Linked DNA regions of Homo sapiens: region 2 is linked to region 1. Evidence: chromatin loops called from intact Hi-C (ENCODE). Cell type or tissue: GM12878. All regions are shown on one strand.

Region 1 (2,500 bases):
TTTTAATCACCTGGGAGTAGGCAGGCTGAGTCTGAAAAGAGAGTCAGGGAAGGGAGACAGGGGTGGGGCCGTTTTATAGGATTTGGGTAGGTAAAGGAAAATTACAGTCAAAGGGGGTTGTTCTCTGGTGGGCAGGGGCGAGGGTCACAAGGTGCTCAGTGGGGGAACTTTTGAGCCAGGATGAGCCAGGAGAAGGAATTTCACAAGGTAATGTCATCAGTTAAGGCAGGAACAGGCCATTTTCACTTCTTTTGTGGTGGAATGTCATCAGTTAAGGCAGGAACCAGCTATCTGGATGTGTACCTGCAGGTCACAGGGGATATGATGGCTTAGCTTGGGCTCAGAGGCCTGACAGTCTCATGTCTCCCTAAAATGTATAAAAGCAAACTGTACCCCCTGACCACCTTGGGCACATGTCTCAGTACTTCCTGAAGCTGTGTCACAGGTGAATGCTTAACTTTAGCATAATAATCTTTCTAAATTGACTGAGATCTGTCTCAGATGTTTGGAGTTCACAACTGTATTATTAAACTGCCTGTCTCTAATAATAGCCAGCCATAAGATGCCCACAAGATTAGTAATAAAGGGAAATAATTAGAAAGAAAATTGGAAGTCCTGGGTAATTTTGCTGTCTCTACATTTATAGTCTCACCTAGTGCCCCTTTCCTTATGAGTATTTATGGCATGAGGGGTTAGGTTAGAGTATGTCATAATGAAACTGGCCTGGAGAAAAATTATACCCAGGCCTGAAATATAAGCAATTTAGACAACTGTACCAAGCAGAATATATTTTAAGGACACCTAAACAATTTTGGTCTAAGTCAGTGGTTCTCAAACTTGAGCATGCATCAGTCACCCGGAAAGTTTATTAAAACACAAGTTTTTGGATCTCATTCCCAGAGTTTATGATTAAGCACATATGAAATGGGCCTTAAGAATTTGCGTTTCTGAGAAGTTCCCACATGATGCTGATGATGATGGCCTGAAGACTTCACTTTGAGAATCACTTTCCTAGGTTAGTTATTTAAGTTTCTGCCTGCTTCATTCTTAGAAAACAGACATTACTGTGGTTTGGCTCACAGCCAATGCACTGAGTATTCTTATTTTTCAATAGCATCAGTGTCATGTGATTTCCCAATTTACCTCTGGGTATCCACTAGCCAGGGCTAGTGCTTAAAAAATTGCCTAATCACAATGGTAGGGGAGAGATCATATAACTTAGTCCCATGCCTGAAGAGTGTAAACCAAAAATGAAATTCTAAGGCCTCCCCCACCCCAACCATCTGAATGGACTTCCTCCTCAGCCAGGGCTCTTTTACAGTTTAACCTGAAAGACAGTTTCAGGCCATTAGGGAAAGTGGGGGGTCAAACATGCCTCATTATACCTCTCTGGCATTAACATCAACACAAACCTTAAGTTCCATAAGAAACATTTACAACCTATTCTCTCTGAAGCCTACTATCTGAAGGCTTCCTCTGCAAATAAGAACTTTGGTCTCCATAACCTCTTATTGTAATGCCCAACCTTGTTTTTACTAACCCTGTTTTTAGACTCCCCCTTTTCCTTTAATCACCTAGCCTTGTTTCCACCTGCTTTGACTCTCCCTTAGCTAAGAGAGCCAGACAGACTCCATCTTGGCTCTTTCACTGGCAGCCCCTTCCTCAAGGACTTAACTTGTGCAAGCTGACTCCAAGCACATCCAAGAATGCAATTAACTGATAAGATACTGTGGCAAGCTATATCCGCAATTCCCAGGAATTCGTCTGATTGATAACGCCCAAAGCCCCGAGTCTATCACCTTGTAATAGTCTTAAAGCCCGTGCACCTGGAACTGTTTACTTTCCTGTAACCATTTATCCTTTTAACTTTTTGCCTACTTTATTTCTGTAAAATTGTTTTAACTAGACCCCCCTCCCCTTTCTAAACCAAAGTATAAAAGGAAATCTAGCCCCTTCTTCGGGGCCAAGAGAATTTTGAGCGTTAGCCATCTCTCGGTCGCCGGCTAATAAAGGACTCTTAATTCGTCTCAAAGTGTGGCGTTTTTCTAACTCGCTCGGGTATAACATTATCTTAACCCAGACATTCTTTTCTGTTGATCTTAGGTCTTTAGATAAACTCAATCAATTGTCAACCAGAAAATTTTTCAATCCACCTATAAGCTGGAAGCCCCCACTTCAAGTTGTCCCCCCCTTTATGGACCAAACCAATGTATTTCTTAAATGTATTTGATTAAAGTCTCATGTCTCCCTAAAATGTATAAAACCAAGCTGCACCCCGACCACCTTGGGCACATGTTCTCAGGACTTCCTGAGGGCTGTGTCAGGGGCCATGGTCACTAATATTTGGCTTGGAATAAGTCTTTTCGAATATTTTGCAGAATTTGACTCTTTTTATCAATAAGAGGTTAATAATTTCATGTTACTTTATTTTTCCTCCTCTATCTTTATTTATTTTTTATAACTTTTATGTTAATTTCAGGAGTACATGTGCAGGTTTGTT
Region 2 (2,500 bases), 110 kb after region 1:
AAATAGTATCAATCATCTCAAAAGGATATTCTGTTTGGATATTTTTCATACACTTCTGTACCAGCTGAGTTTGCATTAAAGGACAACGACCTGCATTTCAGTCAACTGGAGGCCCCTTAGAATTTAGCTTTGTCTTTGATTGAAGGAACTATTCTGAATATAGAAGTACAGTTAACTATAGTTATTTGAACTTCTAAAAAATGACAATAATTTTTTCAAGAGATAAACAGATCATTCCTACTAGATCTCTTACCTGCAGCTCAGCTTGAACTGCTTAATAATGTTGCTTATTTTCTCAAATCTATGGGCATCACGCTGCTCTTTACACTGATAGTGAGAAATTACCTATGAAAAAGAATATTGTCCTTTGAATCCATGCAAAATAGTTACATCATCCTCTGCTACTCCTCAAAGCAGACATTTGTCAGTCCCTTGGTCACTGGTTTTTAGGGTAGACTTGGCACCTGGCTTATTGTCTCTTTTCCTCTGTCCTATATATTATCAACATTCTGTGTGGTTTCAACGTCCATTCAGATGGCCCATCTAGTACCATTTGGTTATAATTAAATCATTTACGTATTGCCTATTTTGGTTCACTGCTATTTTTTCTAACTTTAATCACTAAATATTCATTTTATTTCAATATTTCGCATGATGGTCTTCGATTTTTAAAAAGTATCAATCAAAAAGAAAAACAAATAAAAATTCCTAGCTGTTCTTGAGGTATACTTCATGTGTTTAATTTTAATAAAGGCCAAGCTAACCAAATAGCTTTTGGAATTGTATTTTAAAAGCTTAACTGTTTGATTCCAATCCCTGAGGAATATTTACAAATGAACTTATTCAGGATGGACACCCACACCAGCTGAAAATACTTTTTCTAACTTTTTCAGATTTTAATAAAACCACACAAGTATTACCTATAGGCTGAATATACAGATGCAGAGTGTCTAGTAGGAAGCAAAACTGAGTCACTCACCAGAAGAAAACTCACAGGGAAATTCCATGAGACAATGTGAAAATTTCAAAACATAATTTCTATACCAGTGGAAGAACAAATCCCCCTTGCTTGACTTCACCCCGCTCAGTGAAAATGTTCAGTCACATCTAAACTTGGTCTCAAGAGAAACAAAAACTACCTGTTACTATTAGTAAGGAACAGGGAGCTTATATTAGGTTAACCTCTACAACCATGTGTGGCAGACATAGTAGGGGAATACTGCTGAAGCAGGTTTCGGTCCTGCCACGTACATCAAGACAGAATAGCTTTCTTGCTCATTGTTACTCACACTAGCAGGAAAAACAGGCTCAGGGTAGCACAATTCCAAGCAAGTGACCTCTGCCAGTGGGCTGAGACAGAAAGATACTCTAATTAGGACTCCTTGCCCCATCTATACCAGCTAGAAAGATGGCTCCCAAATACCTCTGGGGTTACAAATAATATTTCCACAAAGGAAGAGGGAAAAATTGTACTTTGGATTCTCTGCCCTGTTGCTATAGTAGCAAAAGGAATCAATATTTAATAGTTTGTCAACTAAATGCCAAGGCTTGCTGGGTGCTCAATGTTCCTGTGTCCCATTTTCATCTGCACAATAAATCTATGATATAGATATTTGTAGAAGGAAAACAAGCCCCTAGAGATTAAGAATTGTTTCTAAAATCACCAAGCATTGGCAGGGCTCAGAAACAAATTATTTACTGGGAACTGCTCTTAGAGTTACATTTACCAAGGCTAATTAGCAATTACTTATGCAGTGTGTTGTGACACCTTAGTTTCTATTATTGCTATTTTTAAAATGTATTTACAAATACAATACTGGTTTTTGCATCCCCCTTTCAGGGTTATACAAACAATAGGCTCTAATATAGTTGCTAAGTTCAATTTACAAGAAAAATAAAAATACCAACATGCCTCTTTCCCTCTCCACTTCTTCATGTGAACTCCTATGTCACTGAGATGACCATAACATCTCTTCTACATTAAAAGTTTTCAATGAGTCTTTTAGAGAAAAGGATAGGATGTGAGTTTTCTCAAAAGGAAAATATCCCACATTTCATAATAAAAGTCCACAGGAAATAGGAATCCTTTAACATAAATGAACAGTTACTAGCATAAATAATCTGAACTCTCTTTTTTTTTGAGATGGAGTTTCGCTCTTGTTGCCCAGGCTGGAGTGCAATGGCATGATCTCAGCTCACCCCAACCTCCGCCTCCCGAGTTCAAGCGATTCTCCTGCCTCAGCCTCCCAAGTAGCTGGGATTATAGGCATGCGTCACCACACCTGGCTAATTTTGTATTTTTTGGTAGAGACGGGGTTTCTCCATGTTGGTCAGGCTGGTCTCTAACTCCCGACCTCAGGTGATCCACCCGCCTCGGCCTCCCAAAGTGCTGGGATTACAGGCGTGAGCCCCCATGCCCAGCCAACAATCTGAACTCTCTAATAATACATACCTGGAAAAATCTAAGTTTCACTAACTTCCAAAGAGCTACACACCAAAG

What was found. Hi-C counts contacts between places; a loop is a spot of excess contacts. Peaks named below come from ENCODE experiments on the same cell type or tissue, not always from the same donor. Only the 100,000 strongest peaks of a DNase experiment are listed, where the experiment ranks them.
Region 2: it touches region 1 in a loop (2.2-fold over the local background); 1 of 110 quality-filtered maps calls a loop at or near these places.

What each region holds. Positions count from the first base shown.
Region 1 is chrX:55,866,071-55,868,570 of GRCh38, reverse strand. No RefSeq gene overlaps it. Among named protein-coding and RNA genes, the nearest start is that of RRAGB, 150 kb to the right of the region's middle. In GM12878, no CTCF peak of the experiment used is centred here; a DNase peak (open chromatin) is centred at 1,140; H3K27ac peaks cover 1,688 bases.
Region 2 is chrX:55,753,686-55,756,185 of GRCh38, reverse strand. RRAGB (Ras related GTP binding B) reads right to left here. Exons shown (of 10, transcript NM_006064.5): 8 at 254-345. Among named protein-coding and RNA genes, the nearest start is that of RRAGB, 37 kb to the right of the region's middle. In GM12878, no CTCF peak of the experiment used is centred here; a DNase peak (open chromatin) is centred at 1,095; H3K27ac peaks cover 1,256 bases.